Linked DNA regions of Homo sapiens: region 2 is linked to region 1. A link is a loop called in an ENCODE intact Hi-C map of the cell type or tissue named here. Cell type or tissue: dorsolateral prefrontal cortex. All regions are shown on one strand. Links, peaks and the distances in the headings refer to the core of each region. The heading gives the core; the rest is flanking DNA.

Region 1 (10,521 bases), core at 1,321-9,320:
AAACTGTCAAGTGACCTGGTTTACATCTCAGGTGCCAGAAATGTCACATGGCCACCTCATGCAGCAGGGAAGGCTGGTTGCTGTAATTTCTTTCTTTTTCCTTCTTTTGTTTCTTTTCTTCTTTCTCTTTCCTCCCTCCCTCACTACCTCCTTCCTCCCCTTTCCTCTCTTTTCCTTTCTTTTCCTTTTCATTTCTTCTTCCTTTTTTGCTTTTTCCCTTCCTTTCTTTTTTTTTAAGTTTGGTACATTGTGGCCCTGAAAAAAACTTGGAGTTTGGTCAGAAAGGAAAAAGGGGAGAATAGATATTGGTAGGCAGGCAACAGGGATTTACATGCACTGATTTTCATAGCTCAGTTCTCAGAGTACACATGTGCCACATTCCCTACTTATATCCAGCCCTGTTTTAGAAAAAGCATTATATCTTCATTCCTGTCCAACCTTCTTAGGTCAAAATCTGAACTTATATGAGGTCCTTTTCTCTAAGCTTGATTTAAATATGAGAAATTTCATTGTCAAATGCAGCTACCACAAGTCGTTTTTCTGCTTTAAAAAGGCCACTGGGGAGTGCCTTCGACGAGGAAGACGTGGGACTGGTTGTCCCAGCAGAACTGTCCTAGCCTTGGCTGTTGATCAGCCTCGAGTGGGTAGGCTCTCAACAATTGTGTAGTTGGCCAGGCGCGGTGGCTCACGCCTGTAATCCCAGCACTTTGGGAGGCCGAGGTGGGCGGATCACAAGGTCAGGAGATCGAGACCATCCTGACCAACATGGTGAAACCCCATCTCTACTAAAAAATACAAAAAAAATTAGCCGGGTGTGGTGGTGGGCGCCTGTAGTCCCAGCTACTCGGGAGGCTGAGGCAGGAGAATGGCATGAACCCGGGAGGCGGAGGCTGCAGTGAGCCGAGATCGTGCCACTGCACTCCAGCCTAGGCGACAGAGTGAGACTCTGTCTCAAAAAAAAAAAAAAAAAAATAATAATAATAATAAAATTGTGTAGTTGAGTCAGCACATCTCTAAAACCCACCTTTGGTCCCAGGACAGAAGTCTCTCTGGCCAGCTTCTGGTGCTGCTAGTGTTGGTAGCAGTCCCCATCACCAACCAAGAGAAAAGGGGGCTTTCTTGCTCAAGGTCTAAGCCACGGGACTTGCTCTTTCCCTGTCGTGTCTATTTGTTTATGACACATAGCAGTCTTAAGGTGCTTGACTATTTGGCCATGGAAAGTCTGGAATTTCCAAGTTAACTACAGAGATCTGATACATCACAGGTCAACTGCAATGTACTACCTTGCACTGTTAGGCCCTTCCTGCCACCGTCCAGACAGAGGCAGTTCTTTCTGTTACCTTGATTCCAGTTTAGGTTATACCTTCTCTTTTAGTCTCTGTGGTCCCTGGGAAAGGGAGGCCTTTTTGTTTTAGCAGCCGTAGGTCTACCATTTGGCCATAGTTCAGAAAAGCTCTTCATTCCACCCTCTCCTTGGTTCCATTCACTCTCCTGCACTCCAGTGATAAAATTCTCTTAATAACAGAAAAACATTGATTGATGCACTTATTATCTTGGCAGACGCTGTTCTAAGTGTTTATTTAGGCTCTCTCATTATAAAACTTCTTTACTTATTATTTTTTAATACAGAGATGGGGTCTCACTCTGTTGCCCAGGCTGATCTTGTCCTGAGCTCAAGTGATCCTCCCACCTCGGCCTCCCAGAGTGCTGGGATTACAAATGTGAGACATTGCACCTGTCCAGCCTCTTTGATTTCATCCTTAGAAAACCCAGTGAGGTGTTTGAATAATTTCCAGCCCATATTAAAGAAACTGAAGCAGAGAGAGAATTTGCTCAGGGTCCCCTAATTAGTAGTTGTGGTCTCCTTGGGGCTCTCCTGTACTCCATCACTTTGTCACTTTGATTACTTGTACCAGGGGGTGGAGCTGAATGGTTCAGAGCATGGGCTCTGGAGCCGGACTCAGTTTGTATCCCAGTTCTGCTTTTGACTGTGTGATCTTATGTAAGCTCTCCATACATTTCTACTCCTTGTTTTTATTGCTTTCTCTCTTCCTTTTTCCTATAGCTCCAGGACACAAACTGTTTTCTCTGAGCAGTGAAGTCTTTCATAAGGTGTATTCTTATCATCCAGGGGCACCTGTCAGTGTCAAAGAGATTTCTCTGCCGTTTACCAGCTGGTCAGAGGATCCGGGGCAGAACTTGCAGCTGATCAGGAAGGTTCTTGATTAGCGGAGTGATAAATGCCTCTTGCAAATTTCGTGAGCTTTCCTTGGGTAAATTAGTTTGAGCCATATTTCCTCACTTTTAAAAAATAGTACCTGGGCTTGCAGTGAGCATGGCATAGGATGGTTTTTGCTGTCAACTGTTGGCCCCTGTCTGGTACCTGGTCTGTGACCAGCAACTTCAGCATCACCTGGGAGCTTGTTAGAGATGCAGAAGCTTGGGCCTGCCGAATCAGAATCTGCATTTTAATAAGATCCCCTGGCGATTCGTGCACCCATCACAATTAGAGAAGCACTGTTCTAGCACGTAGCTGCAAATGTGTTTTCAAACTTTGCTAGAGTCCTGCTATTGTAGTATTGGGCTATCTGGTCTGGTATGTACTCCAGCTGTTTTATTTACATTCTGGAATGATGACACTTAATTTGAGAAGGCTTGTCTTTGCCACTAATTAAAGTAAAAAACCAGTCTTACGGTGTGTGCTTATATTTATAAGCACCACCTAGCAACAGCATCAGGCAATTCTTAGCAAAATAAGTGAGACATTTCCCTTGAGATTTCTTCCTTATTCCTTGAAGAGTTCTTATAACAGCCTTTTTTTTTTTTTTAAATAAGAGGCAGGGTCTTGCTCTCTTGCCCAGGTTAGAAAGCAGTGGTACGATCATAGCTCATTTTAGCCTCAAACTCCAGGGCTTGAGGCTTGAGTGATCATCCTGTGTCATCCTCCCAAGTAGCTGGGACCACAGGCACATGCCACTACACCTGGCTAATTAAAAAAAAAATCTTTGTAGAGATGGGTCTTGTGGTATTGCCCAGGCTGGTCTGGAACTCCTGGTCTGCAGTGATCCTCCCGGCTCGGTCTCCCAAAGTGTTGGAATTACAGATGGGAGCCACCATGCTCAGGACCAACCCCTGCCCCCCTTTAAAAAAAAATCTTTAACACAAGTAGTAAGAAGGGAGTTGTGGGGTGGTCAGTGGTCACTGTGGTTGAAGTTTGTTCTCAGGATCCTCAGTAGGACCTAGGAGGATGAGATGGGCTTTTGGCTAGTCACACTATCCTATAGTTGGTGACCACACGGGGTTTACCACACTTAACTGACTTTTGGTGGAGATTTTATTGTTGATGGGAAATGACACCAAATGTCATTTCAGGAATAAATAACCATGGCAGTTCTAAAAACTTGGCACAAATATATGAGTTGCGCTGAGACTGGGGTAGCTCCATCCTTTATCCATGGAGATTGGCAAGTGACAACTCCTGCTCCGGCTCCTTCGTGCATTCCCCTTATTGTGAGGAAGCGAGAGGGGCCCTCCCGTCTGTGTCCCCATGCCTGTGTCACTGCCTCTCTTTTCACCCAGCGTGTTGTCTTCTAGCTCCCGGACCTGAGCGTTCTTGCCTTGCTTTCTCTCTTTCCTCTCATTTATGCTATTTCTGGCGTGTCATCACTGGCTTACCCATTATGTAAGCTTTAAGTGAAAAAATCAGATGTTATTTTCATGAGCTCTGAGGGCACTTCTGCATTTGTTCTCATTTGACTCTTCTGAAGCCTGGAGATGCACAGGAAGGCAGTTTCCACTGCAGATGAGCAGCATGGAGGAGGCTTTTGGAAGTGAAATGAATTGTCCAAGGTCCAGAGGTGAGGAGCTGGGACCAGGCCTCACAGGCTTCTGTTCTGTGGTCCTGTCCCGTCCCTGGTTTCTGCTCTATCCAGGTGGTGCCTTCTAGTTCCTTCCTAACCAACAAGTGTGGGAGGCTGGGTGTGGTGGCTCACGCCTGTAATCCCAGCACTTTGGGAGGCCGAGGTGGGTGGATCACCTGAGGTCAGGAGTTTGAGACCAGCCTGGCCAACATGGTGAAACCCCGTCTCTACTAAAAAAAAAAAAAAAAAATTAGCTGGGCATGGTGGTGGGCACCTGTAATCCCAGCTACTCAGGAGACTGAGGCAGGAGAATCTCTTGAACCCGGGAGGCAGAGGTTGCAGTGAGCTGAGATCGTGCCACTGCACTCCAACCTGGGCGACAAGAGCAAAACTCCATCTCAAAAAAAAAAAAAGAAGAAATATAGGGAAAGCCCTTTGCATAACGTATGGCATATGTGTGGAATTAAAAGAGGAAATACAGGGAAAGCCCCTTGCATAACGTATGGCGTATGTGTTTACCCACTTATTATTCATGATCAATAATAACTCAAGTTAACTGGTGGTGTAATTGGGATATTTTTATTTAAATGTTTAATATTGTTGTGGCTGATTGTCACCCTTCATGTGCTTATTAATAATTTATGACAATTCCATTCACCCTTTTGTTGTTATACAGGAGGTAAGTTAAATCAAGTCCGTCTTCGGTCTTCTCATTGTTTCCTTGGACGCTTTCCCCCTGTTCTTAGGGGAATCTTCTCGGTTTTAGGTATTGTTCTAAGTGCTGGGAATCCATAGTCCCGGCTTTAGTGTGGTAGATGTGTGGGTGACAAACGCCACCACCAACCACAAAACAGATGATAAGAAAATTTCTACTGATAAGCATAAATCAGAAAATAAAGCAGAGAGGTGAAGGAGAGGGACTGGGTGGGGGACTCCTTTGGATGACGTCATCAGAAAGCCTTTCAGAGGTGACATTTAGGCATGAATGGTAGGAAGGAACCAGCCATCAGAAAATTAGGGAGAAGGGCATTCTAGGAGAGGGAATAACTCATGCAAAGGCCCTGAGGTGCGAACCGGCTTGGAGAGTTTGAGAAAAGGAAGTTGTGGTGGGGTCATGAGAGCGAGGGTGGGGGTGATGGGTGAAGAGCAGGTGAGAGAGACACACAGAGGCCAGATCATGTAGGTTCTTACAAGTCGTGGTCAGGGAGGTGCAATTTTTTATTTTTATTTTTTAATAGTTACGGTGGAAAGCAGAGAGTGACAGTATTTGATCTGTGTGTTGAAAGATCAGTCAGGGTTTTTGAGCAGAAATGAATTCAGGAAATCCAGCTGGAAGGCATTGCAGTATTCTGGAGGCGATGGTGTCTTGGATTCAGGTGTTGGCAGTTTCAGCCTTTGTGAAGCCAAGTTCTAGTTACAGTTGGGTCATTGACAGCTTCCAATCTCAGTAATGTAAACATTATATTTGAAGTTGGGATGTCTGCTCATTCTTTCCCCTCCTGCCAGGGCTAAGGTAGATGCTCTCCTCTGCCCCTGGCTCCTCTCTGGCCAAGTATGATGGTCATTTAGAATAGAGAGCGCCCTCTGTCTTTCTGCCTTGTTCACATCATTGTTATTTTCTGGCACTTTTTGCTGCGGCTAGTTTCTGAAGCTGTTTATTCATCTATGAATAGAGTTTTTGTGAAATTGGACTTAGCCTACTTTGTTTTCTTTGACATCAAATGGCTGATTGAACATTTTTAAACCTGGGATCAGAAGGGCAAATATGGTTGTTTATTAAAGCAAAGCAGTTCCTTAGAATGCGAATCAATAAGATGTAGAAATTAGAAAGCTTTCTATGTGAAAACTTTTAAAGTATTTGAGTAAAGAAACTGGTGTATCTGACTTAAAATATTTTGCCCTACTGAAAGACTATCCTAATGTTTGCTTTAGAAACTATAGCTCCCATACTTTTGGTGGAATAGATGGCATTTTGAGAAATTTTCAACAAGAGCTGGGCAGTTTTAAACACATAATATATCACTTCTCCATAGAGGGGAGGGAGTGGGAGAGGGAACTTAAGGAGGGAGGCTGATAATAAAATAACCTGGAAGCCTTAACCCCTTGCTCACACCCAGCTGTGAGTCCCCCAAAAGGAGACAGTCTGTCAGCTCCATCAGAGGAAAACCCCTACGTGCTTTCTATCAGAAAAGGCGGCGATTATGATAATCTGAATCATGCTTTCCTGAGGATAACCTTTTAGTGAAAGGAAGCATTCTATTTCCTATTTTCAGAGATTTGTGGAAAGGGGAAATTCAGTGCTTTGGGATTGGGAGTGGATGTGTGTGTGTGTGTGTGTGTGTGTGTGTGTGTTTCTAATTTTACTTACATATGCATTAATTGAACAATTTTGCATGTTCTCACAGTAATTTTATATTACATTGTCTTCAGGAGAATCAAGTCAAAATACTAGTTGGAATATGATCTTTGAAATAGAGGAAAACTAGCTTAATATGTAGGGTGGATCAGACTTCATGTAACACCTGTTAAAGTTGTCAGCACCATCTTAACAGAGATACCAACTGGAGTCTTAAACTAACCATGAGCAGATGACACAACTGTGGGTGGCATTTAGGAAACGACTCTGTACACTAAAGCCTTAAATTGTTACTAATAAGTATTTAAAAAAACATAAATACTCTTTGCTATTAAGATGCCTGGAGACACATGGTTTGAAGTGGTTTGATTCTAAGCACCCCAGGCCAATTTGAAGAATTTTACATAAAGCTGATTAAAGAAAAACCCTTCCTGGAGCTGGAGAAATTCTTCATTCTTACTTGGATCAAATCAGAGATGGACAGGCCGGGCATAGTGGCTCACGCCTATGATCCCAGCACTTCGGGAGGCTGAGACAGGAGGATGGCTTGAGCCCAGGAGTTCGAGATCAACTTGGGCAACATAGTGAGACCCTGTGTCTACCAAAAGAACCCCCCACATTAAAAAAACCCGGTAGAGATTGGCACCGTGGAATAGAGAAACTTAATGAGTGTTTAAACCAAGCTTTTCAAGAGACCGTTTCCCAGGCACATACATGCGGGGCGTCTCAACATCCTGTCACCATTGTTCTTGAACTCACTTCTTCAACACCAGCCTCACCTGGGAACATAGACATGTAAATTCCTGGGCCTCACCCCAGACCTGCAGAATCAGAAACTCTGGGGGTGGGATCCAGGAAGCTAACAGACTCCTCAGGGAATTCTGGTACAGGATAAAATGGGAGAATCAGGGGTCTACACCACTCATGTGGACTCTATGGAAATAGGTGACATAAGCCAGACTCTTCCTCATAATGCCTGTCCACAGTTTTTTGCTAATACATAATAACTGATTAAGAAAGACAATGTTTCCAGTAAGGACAGTGGTGACATATTTAAGTAGATGAGTAATGAACCTTGGCTTGTAAGTGTCCTTTCTGCAGAATAGGGAGGGAAGAGTTAAAGCTGGTATCCCCTCGGGCTCTTAGCCACCTGTTAAACCCCAGGCCCAGGGCATCCTTCCGTCCTGTCCCTGTGAGTGCTCAGCCCAGGAACACACAGAAGGGGCATGTTTCATGGGTCCGAAAGGACCTGTTTAGCTTTCATGTGGAATTTCCAGACCTGACTCGAATAGGGGAGCAGAATGTAACCCCCTCCCCTCCATTGCGAGAAAATAGTTGAGCTTCCTCACTTAGCACTCAGGTTTTGGCTTTGAACAAAGCATGGAGATGAGAAGTGAGGGAAAGAAAAATCAGAAAAGAGCAATACTGAGTCACAAACATGTTGCATTTCAAAGCAAAAAGCTCTTTTGTCTTAGTAGGTGGGCGTTGTGAACGTTGAATCAGTGTAGATGGAATTTGAACCTGTACTTTTGGCAAAACCCATGAGAGTCCAGAATAAAAAAGACACTGCAGAAGTGAACACCAAAGACCAGGAATGGCCCTGAGACTTGTAACAGGAATCACACTGAGACTTGTAACAGGAATTGCAAACACGGTTGCCTATAGGGGCCAGGAGGCAATGTCAGAAGTTGCAGTGTGGGGGCGTGACAGTAGGGAGTGGTGGAGACTGTGGCAAACCCAAAGCCATGTGTTGTCTGGTTTCTGCTGATTGTGGATGTGAAGTTTCCAGAGCTTCTGATTTTTGTCATTTTTTTGTTCTTGTCAAATGAAGCTGTAAATCTGGGTTTCTATGTGACATTTCCCAGTGTTCACAAAATTGTCTATAGCTTTTTTTTTTTTGACGTAGACCAAACAAAACATATCTATGGACCAGTTTGCAATTTCCTCTGTGGACAGCCATGGTCAGGTGTTAATTGTCCAGTGAGAAGCGCACCTGTAAGATGTGAATAAAATTGGCTGCATAGTAATTAATCAGCTATTCAGTAAACTTTTTTAATGTATAATTTGTTTTTCCTATTTACCTAATTCCGTTATTCCTAAAATTGCAACATGTAATTCCATGCAGGTATTATTTAGCCAGAAACACTCATGCCCTGATGTATTCAGCAAACCACTGAATAGTTACTCTTCAGGGTAAAAACAGGAATTCGGCTTCTCTTGGTTGAGTTTACCTCCCCATAGTGGCTATATAATATTGGCCTCTGATGGGAGCTGTTTGTGTTTGCACAGAAAGTTTTCACATATCACCTAAAATAGGGAGTGTGCCCCCATCTCTGTGCTGGTTAGTGGGGTCCTACGTAAATTAGTAAGTTATCTGTTGACTCAAGGTTCTTTCCATCTTCAAGGTGCTCTGCATCGGGAAATGAAGCAAACAAGAAACACCAGCTTCAGTTCTTAATCCAGAATGGCACTCACCCCAAAACACAATTCACAAAACTTCTTAAACACAGGAGAATATTGTAGTCTTTCAGTTTGCGTTGTAAGTATACAGGCTATAGAGATACATAAGTGTATATACACACATATACAGATAAACATACCATACATATTTATTGTGAATGACATTTTGATAAACCTTCATTAGATTTTTATTTCAACCATTAGCTCCCTTTCTAAAAGCTAAAACCAAAAAAGTACAAATTTCCTTTTTTGTACCAATTACTCTGCTTTATGCTAGGGACAGCCAGGTGAGTTAGGTGTAAATGAAATCCGTGTCCGGAAGCTGGCAATTTAGTAGGGAGGCAGCAGTGAGCAGCTGACATGTATAGCATTTCTCTCTCTCTCTCTCTTTCTCTCGTTTTTGAGACAGGGTCTTCCTCTGTCACCCAGGCTGGAGTGCAGTGGCATATTCAGGGCTCACTGCAGCTTTGACCTCCGGGGCTCAAGAGATCCTCCTGCCTCAGCCTCCTAAGTAGCAGGAACCACAGGCATGCATCACCACACCTGGCTAATTTTTTTTTTTTGAACTTTAGTAGAAACGAGGTCTCATTATGTTTCCGTTTCCCAGGCTGGTTTCAAATTCCTGAGCTCAAAACGATCCTCCTGCCTCAGCCTCCCAAAGTGCCGGGATTGCAGGAGTGAGCCACCGCGCCTGGCCTTTATCACGATTCTTTAAGGGCCAGGCTCTTGCTAAGGCTTCCCATGCATTATCTCATTTCGCCTTCACAATGCTTATTTGATATCGGGTGCTTTTATCATCTTCATCTTAGAGTTAAGGAAACCAAACCCTGATGTGTCTGAGCTTGCGTAGATAGCAAATAGGGTTTGAATCAAGAGGCATTAGAGCCTGACGTCTCCCCTAGAGGCACTTAGGTGGGTAAGTTTGGCCTGATAAAAGGTTTTGAGGATGAGGGAAAAACATTTACATCATTAGCATTATGAATCGCATTGATCTACTTAATTTTAACCTGTAATCTTACCACTCAAAATTCTAGAGAATAGTGTATCTACTTCTTTTCTCTTTTTAATATATGATTGGGCTCTTGTAAATGGGACAAGGTGGATTTTAAAATATATTTAATGGGGACTATTTGACCTTTGGGTAGTCCCTTCATGTTTTTAGGTTCTAATGCTCTCATACATTAAAATTCTGAGATGATATGACTGTATATTTAAAAAAGACAAGAAGGAAATACATCAAAATGCCCACATTGGTTATCTATAGAGGATAGAATGAAAGATGGCTTTATTCTCTTGTTTGCTCTTATTAAAGCAATCAGATGGTGCTTCTCCTGTACTCAGAGCCCTGGCTGCTTCCTGCCTGGCCTCTCCTGCGGGCTGCTGTGGAACCAGAAAAGCCTTAAACGGAAATGTGGGAGAGAAGGTTGGATTCACTTTCATGTCTTTCCAGGGTTGTGACCCCTCAAGTCCTGGTTGCCTTTGCTGTTCTCTATTACCTTCAAACAGCCAGCTCGTCTTTATTTCTTTTTTAGTTTTGTCGGGGTTGGCTTGATAGATGTTAGTCCATCATAGCCAGATGTGTCTAGCCTTGTCTTTTGAATGCAAGATTTAGGATGTGGGTACTTAGCTGTTAGTGGACATCAGAGTCACTAGTCAGGATGAAAGAGTTCTTGGCTTTAACTCCCAGAAATTCTGGTAACGTCATGTATAGTGACGGCCGCATGTCTAACAGGTGGCCAGGTAAGTCTTTTGGGGTGGTCTGTGAATCACAGTTTGGGAGACATTGACTTTTAGGGAGTTTGTTCTGAATTCACTAGATAATAGAGATATAATACAGAGCTTTGA
Region 2 (10,521 bases), core at 1,389-9,388, 170 kb before region 1:
GGTCAGGAGTTCAAGACCAGCTTGGCCAACATGGTGAAACCTTGTCTCTACCAAAAAAATACACAAAAAAATTAGCTGACTGTGGTGGTGCACAACCGTAGTCCCAGCTACTTGGGAGGCTGAGGTGGGAGAATTACTTGAACCCGGGAGGTGGAGGCTGCAGTGGGCGAGATCGCACCATCGCACTCCAGCCTGGGTGACAGAGTGAGACCATGTCTCAACAAAACAAAACAAAGTGCTTCAAAATGTTGTCCCCTTCACAGTTTGTGCTTTACATTGCAAAAAAGACACACACAAAAAGAAGAATAGCTTCTAATTTCAGGAATCCAAACCTTTCTATTTTCTGTTTGCACACTTCACAACAATCAGCCTTTCTAAAGTAATATAAAAATTCTCCTATGCTCTCTCATAGTTCTAACAGCCTCTAGAGTCTTGTGGGAAAATTCCTGGTTACTTTGTTTCCAACTTCTAAAATCCGTGTCCTTTATCCTTCAGAGGCCTTTGATGGTTCAACATTTTTCCGTCAAGCTAGTTAGGTTTTATCAGGCACCGTGTGCCTTGGCATAGCAAATTTCACATCTCCAGAGAAATGCCAATGCTGACAGGACTCAGGAGATTTCTGGTGAACAGTGTTTGAGACTGGACGGTGCTATCAAACAGGAATTGAAGGTATTTTCTCAATTCCCCCAATGAGGCTTTAGCTTAACTTCATAATTTTTGCTGCTCTATTGTTACAGGAAAGAGGTCCCGATCCAGACCCCAAGAGAGGGTTCTTGGATCTAATGCAATACAAGATTCAGGGTGAATCTGCAGAGTAAAGAGAAAACAAGTTTATTAGGAAAGTGAAGGAATCAAGAATGGCTACTCCATAGACAGAGCAGCCCCGAGGGCTGCTGATTGCCCATTTTTATAGTTATTTCTTTTTTTCTTTTTCTTTCTTTCTTTTTTTTTTTTTTGTTGTTGAGATAGAGTCTTGCTCTGTTGCCCAGGCTGGAGTCAGTGGTGCAATCTCAGCTCACAGCAACCTCCGCCTCCCGGGTTCAAGTTGTCTCAGGTTCCTGAGTAGCTGGGACTACAGGCACGTGCCACCATGCCCGGCTAATTTTTGTATTTGTAGTAGAGATGGGGTTTCATCATATTGGCCAGGCTGGTCTCGAACTCCTGACCTCATGATCTTCCCACCTTGGCCTCCCAAAGTGCTGGGATTACAGGCGTGAGCCACCGCACCTGGCCAAGTTATTTCTTGATGATATGTTAAACAAGGGGTGGATTTTTCATGCCTCTTCTTTACGGACCATATAGGGCAACTTCCTGACATTGCCATGGCATTTGTAAACTTTCATGGCACTGGTGGGAGTGTAGCAGTGAGGACGACCAGAGGTCACTCTCATCGCCATCTTGGTTTTAGTGGGATTTGGCCGGTTTCTTTACTGCAAACTGTTTTATCAGCAAGATCTTTATGACCTGTATTTTGTGCTGACTTCCTATCTCATCCTGTGACTTAGGATGCCTAACCATCTGGGAATGCAGCCCAGTAGGTCTCAGCCTCATTTTACCCAGCCCCTATTCAAGATGGAGTTGCTGTGGTTCAAATACCTCTGACACTATCAGTATGAATTCTGCGTTTCCATGAAAAATTTTGCAGTTGACCAATGTTCTTCTCCCACCCTTTAGTCCCCAAGTGTCCTTAACGGTACTCAGGTAAGCCTTCTCTCCGAGGCACAGAGGTATAATGATGGGAAATAGTTACATCTAAAGCCATAGCAGGGTCTTAGGAGGTGCTTTGAGGATACACTTGGATTTTACATCCTTCTAGATCTTCTCAGATCCTCTGTTCCGTGCAACAGACGTTACTAAATTCATACATGTCTGAGACAGTAACCCACGTGCTGGGGATGCAGAGACAATTAGTTCCTGTTGTCAAAGGGGTCACAATCCAACACAGTGGTCCCCAACCCTGGAGCATGCTACTTACCAGGGAAGATTTGAAACACGAATAACGGAAGCCACCTCAATAGCCTTTTTTTTTTTTTTTTGAGATGGAGTCTCGCTCTGTCACCCAGGCTGGAGTGCAGTGGCGCGATCTCAGCTCACTGCAACCTCCGCCTCCTGGGTTCAAGCAATTCTCCTGTCTCAGCCTCCTGAATAGCTGGGACTACAGGCATACGCCACCATGCCCGGCTAATTTTTGTATTTTTGGTAGAGTTGGGGTTTCACCATATTGGTCAGGCTGGTCTTGTACTCCTGACTGCAGGTGATCCACCTGCCTTCCTTCCCAAAGCGCTGGGATAACAGGTGTGAGCCACTGCACCCAGCCTCAACAATCTTTTAAAATAGGTCTTGGGTAGGGCCTGGACATCAGGTTTTTTTGTTGTTGTTGTTTGTTTGTTTTTAAATATCCCCAGTGATTCTGATATACAGTGAGGAACAACCTATCTAGTAGGTAAACTAATACAAAGTTAACATTTTATGGAGGACTGTTTTATGCCAGGCACTGTTCTGTTGTCATATTTTATATTATTTAATCATCCCAACAATCCAATAAGATAATATTGTTACTTTCTTTTCTTTTCTTTTCTTTTTTTTTTTGAGACAGGATCATTCTGTCACCCAGGCTGGAGTGCAGTGGTACGATCACATCTTGCTGCAGCCTCGACCTCCCAGGCTCAAGCAATCCTCCGGCCTCAGCCTCTCGAGTAGCTGGGACCACAGTCATACACCACCATGCCTGGCTAATTTTTAAACATTTTTGTGGAGATGTGGTCTCACTATGTTGCCCAGGCTGGTCTTGAACTCCTGGGCTCGAGTGGTCCTGCAGCCTCAGCCTCCCAAGGTGCTGGGATTACAGGCCTGAGCCACCACGCCTGGACCTGTTGCCTCCATTTTATGGATGAGGACACAAGGCAGGGTCAAGTTTAATGACGTACCTGAGACCACACAGCTAGTATGTGGAAGAACCAAGAATTAACGCCACCGTCTGCTGCTGGAGCCTGTGTTCTTAACCCCTAAGCCCACTGCAGCAAGTCACCTGCCTGACAATGACTTAATTGATAAACTCTTTAATAATGGCACTTTGTTCGCTTTTATTACTATGGGATAGATTTTTACAAATGATGGCAATTTGTAAAACATACTGAGGGGTGAGACGTTGGAGCTGTTGATTCTGACCGTGGTTGAGGAGGTTGGAGAATATTTTACAGGGGAGGAACTATTTAAATTTAACGTTAGGCCAGGCATGGTGACTCATGCCTGTAATCCCAGCACTTTGGGAGGCCAAGGAGGGGTGGATCACTTGAGACCAGGAGTTCAAGACCAGCCTGGCCAACATGGCAAAAGCCTATCTCTACTAAAAACAGAAAAATTAACTGGGCATGGTGGTGTGTGCCTGTGATCCCAGCTACTGAGGAGGCTGAGGCAGGAGAATTGCTTGAACCCGGGAGACGGAGGTTGCAGTGAGCTGAGATCGAGCCACTGCACTCCAGCCTGGACGACTGAGCGAGACCCTGTCTCAAAAACAAAAACAACAACAACAACAAAATCAACAACAACAACAAAAACTTTAAATGATGAGTAGGATTTATAGGCAGAACAAGGAGTTAGAGAGAACAGTTCAAGGAGAAGGGAAGTCCTCTACAAAGGCATTCAGAAGATGTGCACAAACAAGTCCAGATATGTGTTCTGTCTCTTGGGTTGAGCTCTCTGGTTCCTTTAAATCTTTCTTCTATGAATGGTCTATTCTAAGTACCCCAGCCTGCCTAAAAAGTGGTTTTCCTTAGTGCTTTCACCTTTCTCGGTTTACATCTCAAGATATAAAAGTATATGTTAAAAAAGATATACTTTAAATGTATATATATCTTTAAAAAGACATACTTTTAAAACTAAAATGAGTAAAAATTTTTAAACTAAAGTCAGTAAAAATACAAGTAGAAGTACTTGTTGCTGGTCTCGGTCATCATTCAAGATGTGACTGTTGCTCTCAGTACTTGGCTCTGAGAAGCGCCACTTATTAACAGTCTCTACAGTGTTGATAAAGGGGGGTAGGTTTTACTTGCGGTAAAACAGAATCTTCAGGTCGAGCACGGTGGCTCACACCTGTAATCTTACCACCGAGGCAGAAGGATTGCCTGATCCCAGAAATTCGAGACCAGCCTGGGCAACATGGCGAGACTCCATCTCTATTAAAAAAACAAAAGGCAGAGTCTTCATAAGTGGAAATATAAGTTTTAATTATTCCAGCTAAATCATCACAGTAAAAAGATGTTAATATTTATCTCCATACTCATCCTTACCAGATAGCCTTGTGCTCTTGGAATGTCGTATTTGTGAAGTGAGCAAGCAGTATGTAGAATAGCATGAGATAGACCAGTCACCAAAGGTTGTTGATTTCTAGGAATGTCTCATGCTGGTTGCATCTGTGTGTGAACTGGGAAGTTGAGATCGCTTTCCACAGAAATTAAGCAAAATCCTGGAGGTAAGTTGTGGATAGGGATGCTGTAGACTCCCTGACAGCATAGGAACTAGAACTCTGAAGCAAGCCACTGGTGCCTAACAAATTCTTTATAAAGTTGTAGAGTGGATCCATGGGGGCTGACGTGGCCTCCAACGCCTAACATGGTTGAAAAGGCCATGGACTTGTGTTCTGGGTTCCTCTAGAATAACCAAGTCCTCACGTAACCTGGTGTGTATTGACCACCTCTCTTGACCGCTGATCTTGGGGAGCACCTTGCTGAGGGCCAATGGAAAATGCTGGAAGCCATGAGCCCTCCTTGTATCCCTGATCTTAGATGGGTCTATGGTTTTTGGTGGAAGCCATCCAGAAACAGCCTCAAAATCCAGTCTGAGTTTTCATTCCTGTCAATCAATCCTCTTATTTTTTTCCTTCACTACCTTATTTCTAGCAACACATCTTACTTATTCTGTTTTCCCAGAAGATGAGTTGTGTATGAGTTTTGGGTGGACTATCTTGACAACCAAATAGCGTTATATTTAAACGTTTGTGAAAATAATAAGCTTAGCATAACCTGCCTTGACAGATGTGGTATGCCTAGTGAAGTTGCTTAGCTATGGCTCAATCTCAGGATCTGTGGGACTCTAATGCCATCTGCTGGTCACACTGATGGCTGCTGCCATCACTTTCTTGGCCTACTCTGCTGTCTTACTCTATAAGACTAACAGGACCCCATAGTTAGGAGAGCGACCTCTAGCGAGCAGGCCTTGGCATTTTTCTTTTTAATTGAATTCATAAAGGCTTAGAATGCCATTTAGACAATTTGTAATGGTGGGGGGAGGTAAGAGTATAAATATTGAATGTATTCAAACCTGTCAATGATGTTCAACTCTTTTCACTGTGGATAAAGATCTTCTAGATGCAATAGAATTAGATTTTGGCGATTACATCCTATTTTATGGGTGTATCGTTTTGCATTCATGGGCTGTTTGATATTGAAATACTATATAATTTTAGTAGTAAGAGCACAGGATCTGGAGTCGAAGCAGGGTTAAAACAAAGGCTTTGTGGCCAGGCATGATGGCTCATGCTTGTAATCTCAACACTTTGGGAAGCTAAGGCAGGAGGATTGCTTGAACTCAGGAGTTGGAGGCCAGCCTGGCAAAATGGCGAAACCCCAACTCTACAAAAAGTACAAAAAAAAAAAAAAAATTAGCCAGGCATGGTGGTACACGCTTGTCGTCCCAGCTACTTAGGAGGCTGAGGTAGGAGAATTGCTTGAGCTCGGGAAGGCTGGGGCTGCAATGAGCCATGATCACACCATTGTACTCCAGCCTGGGTGACAGAGTGAGACCCTGTCTCAAACAACAACAACAATAGCAACAACAAAAACAACACAAATGCTTTGCCAATTACTAAGTTTTTGCTTTGAGCAGGTTACTTAACTTTTCTGTGCCTCAGTTTCCTTGGCTTAAAATGGAGATAAATGTACCTAAACCACAGAGATTAGAACAATACCCAGTGTGAAGTAAAACACTCAACAACTGTTAGCTATTTGATTTTATTTCTTTGAGATGGAGTCTCGCTCTGTCACCCAGGCTGGAGTGCAGTGATGCGATCTCGGCTCACTGCAGCCTCTGTCTCCCAGGTTCAAGCAATTCTCCCCGTCTCAGCCTCCCAAGTAGCTGGGATTACAGGCGCCCACCACCACACCTGGCTAATTTTTGTATTTTCAGTAGAGACGAGGGTTCACTGTGTTGGCCAGGCTGGTCTTGAACTCCTGACGTCAACTCCTGATCCACCCACCTTGGCCTCCCAAAGTGTGGGGATTACAGGCGTGAGCCACGGTGCCTAGCCCAGCTATTTTTATTAAAACAAAAATCTTGTAGTTTATATCATTCTGGGATAGGAGTAATCTCTGGACCATCTTTCTGGGCCATCTTTTTGTTGGAAGAAAGCTGAGGACAAATGACTCTTGTTCCAAGGATTGGGGAGAGGTTCTGCAAGATGGAGGATACAAACTTGTGCTTGTGTAATCTGGATGGAGAACCCACGGAGACAAAGGTATTCTAGGGGTGTGAATGGGGGTGGTTGTGGCTGTCTCAGAGGGTTTTGTGAGTAGAGATGTAGCCACAAGGATGGTGTTAGATTAATGAAGCGGGGGCAGTGGGAGGTGACAGAAAGCTCAGTGATAAAATCCCGTGTAGTCACTGGATATTGGCTGGGGCTGGAGGAGGCCTCCAGGCTGCTCCATGTGGTCCTTGAGTTGGGGACATGCTCTGCAAGTCCTCAGATATGGTCAACACCCTCTCTGAGCTGCCAGGAAGAATTAGGTATGTGCAAAGAACAAGATATTGAGCAACCCAGTGTGGGACAGGAGGCTACAGACACCGAAGCTGGTCACAGAACTTGATGAACCTTGCACAGTTATCATTTCTGCAAAGCTGGTGGAGTTGCTGTTATGGCCTCGGTGCAGCAGGAATGCAATGGTTTCTGTTGTCTGATGATAGAAATACAGGTTCCAGCTAAGGAAGTCAAACCAGAGTTGGGTTTTTGTGGAGAGATTTTTGATTCCTTTTTAATTTTTTTTCTTAAGGTAATAACAAAATTTAAACAACAAAAAATAGTATAAATAATAAAAACTATAGTCTTTCTTACGCTGTCCTTAAAGATAACCACTTTTAACTCATTCAGCTTTTTGTTCTTTCAGTTTTCTTCACAGGTCTAAGTACTGTGCTAAAATCACTATCTGTAAAGGCATCAATTTAAATAAATATTTACTGACTTTCTGCTCTGATACATGAGTTTTCAGCTCACTATTTTTGTGTCTGTCTTGTAGAGGGTATAGATGGGTAGTGTTGTTTGGCCTGCATGCTGTTGAAAAAACGTTTGAGCCAACATTTAAAGGATCAAGTTAAATAAAAAAATATAGATTTTCCTACTTCTCTTGAAAAATCCTCAAATATTTAAATGAGGTTTGCATTCTTTTATGGCAGCTGTTGACCTGAGCTGAATAACGACTGTCGGTCCCTCAGATTTCCAGTTTCCCCAGATGTCCCCACTCCTTACTGCTCTTTAGTGCTGAGGCTGAGTGTAAATTGACATTTCTCATCATTGGTCTCTTTCTTTTCTTTTTTTTTTTTTGAGATGGAGTCTTGGTCTGTCGCCAAGGCTGGAGTGCAGTGGCGCGATCTTGGCTCACTGCAACCTGCACCTCCCGGATTCGAGGAATTCTCTGCCTCAGCCTCCCGAGTAGCTGGGATTACAGGCGCCCGCCACCACGCCTGGCTAATTTTTTGTATTTTTAGTAGAGACGGGGTTTCACCATCTTAGCCAGGCTGGTCTTGAACTCCTGACCTTGTGATCCACCTGCCTTGGCCTCCCAAAGTGCTGGGATTACAGGCGTGAGCCACCATGCCCGGCCTCTTTCTTTTCTTATAGCAAACAAAATATTTCCCCGTACCCATGTGGGAAAATTACAAATTGACAAAGCAAGTCCAATAGTCTTTCTCACATCAGAGTGTGTTTCATGCATGGGTTTAGCTGCCTGCCATGGTTTGCATTTACATTTGAGACCGTTGGTTGTTCTATTTGCTGTAATCATAACCTGAAGCAATGTACTCCTAACAGTAGGGAAAGTGGGATGCTTCCTCTCTTCATTTTGACTGAGGTGCCAGTAAGATATATGCCAAAATGGATGTGAAGCCAAGTCCTGTATGCAGATTACAAAGGAAATGGTCAACATCCGGTTTAATGACTCTCAAGCTCCTCTTTACCCACTACTTCATGGAGAATATAGAAGCGCTGGAGTGGAGAGGATGAGAGCATTGTTCGAGGAAGGTTTCTTTGGAGAAGGTTGACTGTGAGCCTCATCCACATATCCCACCAAGGGGCTGAGACAGAGATCGCCTGCCTCATTTCCTCAAAATAAGCATGGACTTTCCCTGGACCAAATGGGGAGGCTCCCAAAGTATCCCCGGGGATTTGAGGGACAGAGTGGACTAGTATCTAATTCCTATTCCTATCAAGTCTGAAGGTCAACAAAGGTTAGATGGTGAGCCAGAAAGCAGCTTGGATGATGGAATCCGAGAGGGTGGCTGTTGCGCTCAGGAATAACTGCATTCTCCTCCAGTGGCCACTTAATAGGAGCATGAGTGTTTGTGGACCACATGGCAGAGTGAACCCTGGAGCCACTTAAAGTCCTGCCTAAGAGGACAGACTGGGAATGTGATGGATGCAAATAATCAGCCTCCTTGTTAAGTGAGTTGCTAGAGGACCAAGGGTTGAGTGGAGAGAGGTCAGCTGAAGGTGACGCACCACTCACATCCTAGGTACTTCACCCAGAGAGACCCTCCTGGGTCAGCCTCTGCAAGTGCCATGAAAGAAAGAGACAGTTTTAGGCATCTACCAGAACCTGTTGGGCAGTTATAACAGTGGTAAGTCTATTACCTGGCAGTGAACAGAAATGTCACGGGATTAGTCCAAGATGTCATCTGGAGCAGGAGAAGTGGAACATCACTGAAGACATTTGCAAGGAGCAATGGAAAAATAAAGCACATTTTGATCACATCCCATGAATTGTGCTAATTTAGCATATTAGTAACTTGCTTTTACTTTTCTTTCTAGAATCATCACAGGTCACTTTATAAAATGAGGCTATTAGCACTTCCTCTCTTCCTCGGAACCGCTGCCATCTGCATTTAACTCCTGAAATGCCAATGTTAAAAACATAACATAACTTCTGTAAGCATTACTATGTCTTTAATGTCTTTTTGTTGTTGTTGAGACAGGGTCTCACTCTGTCACCCAGGCTGGAGGGCAGTGGTGTGATCACGGCTCACTGCAGTCTTTACCTCCTGGGCTCAAGGAATCCTCCCACCTCAGCCTCCTGAGTAGCTGGTGTGCCCAGCCAACTTTTGTATTTTTTTGTAGAGACAAGGTTTCATTATGTTGCCCAGGCTGGTTTCTAATTCCTAGGCTCAAGTGATTCACCCGCCTCGGCCTCCCAAAGTGCTGGAATTACAGGCGTGAGCCACCGCGCCCGGCCAATTTTTGTATTTTTTTATAGAGACAGGGTTTCACTATCTTGCCCAGGCTGGTCTCTAACTCCTAGGCTCAAGTGATTCGCCCGCCTCAGCCTCCCAAAGTGGTGAGATTACAGATGTGAGCCACTGTGCCCAGCCTAATGTTTATACCTTGATGAAAATATTCCTGATTTTGGCTAGAAGGGTATAGTTTGTAGCAGACCATGCTCCCATCAAGGAAATCTAGAAAAACCAGATATAATATCAAAAACATCTGCTGGAAGGCACTGAGGCAGTAAGGACTCAAGGGAAGAATATTGGAGATAAGGGTGGGTCACTGAGATGAGCGTCACCCTCTGCTTGCAGTTTGATCCCTGAGTCAATGCCAGTTCTTGGCACTAACAGAGGTTTCGAAGTTGGTTAGAAGGTGAATGCTAAGAGGCATCAAAGTGGTAGAACTTCCATCAATCTCACGAGGCACAGGAGGTGAACATTGGAGTTTTGGGGCTGCCAGAACAGCTGAGACTTGAGGGTACAAACTCCAGGGAGTGCAGAGAAGTAAGCCCAGTAAAGGCTGCATACCCATTTCCTCCTTGGGGCCTCTACTGATTCTTAAGCTGAACAAGGTTAGAGTTGGAGAAATCGAACAGAAAAGGTTGAAAAGCAGAGTGGAAGCCTCATGGCACTGAGGTAAGGAGTCAAAATTTGGAGCCAAGGAGGAAGTGTTCTAGTAAACACACTAGGCTTCATTTGCAGGGCTAACTCCTAGGAGTGGGTTCAATTTAGAGGAAGGCTAAACCTTAAAAAGATTGCAAGACAGCTTCAAAGCTCTATGCACTGAATGTACTGAGGTGATGTACACCCACTCCTGCTGCCTGCCAGAGAATAAGGAGAAACCTCTTGATAGAAGATAACATCATCCAGAGCCTCTGCAGTTTTTCTATAGAATGTCTGACATTCAATAAAATGTTGCTGACTGGGCGTGGTGGCTCACACCTGTAATCCCAGCACTTTGGGAGGCCCAGGTGGGAGGACCACTTATGCCCAGGA

The links. Peaks named below come from ENCODE experiments on the same cell type or tissue, not always from the same donor. Only the 100,000 strongest peaks of a DNase experiment are listed, where the experiment ranks them.
Region 2: it touches region 1 in a loop (9-fold over the local background); 11 of 110 quality-filtered maps call a loop at or near these places.

Annotation. Positions count from the first base shown.
Region 1 is chr6:154,495,948-154,506,468 of GRCh38, reverse strand. The region is part of intron 1 of CNKSR3 (CNKSR family member 3); the gene reads left to right. Among named protein-coding and RNA genes, the nearest start is that of CNKSR3, 9.5 kb to the left of the region's middle. In dorsolateral prefrontal cortex, for the core only: CTCF peaks have their summits at 5,260 and 5,461; a DNase peak (open chromatin) is centred at 5,439; H3K4me3 peaks cover 589 bases; H3K27ac peaks cover 4,614 bases.
Region 2 is chr6:154,670,387-154,680,907 of GRCh38, reverse strand. No RefSeq gene overlaps it. Among named protein-coding and RNA genes, the nearest start is that of SCAF8, 58 kb to the left of the region's middle. In dorsolateral prefrontal cortex, for the core only: CTCF peaks have their summits at 4,949 and 5,149 (motif pointing left); a DNase peak (open chromatin) is centred at 5,157.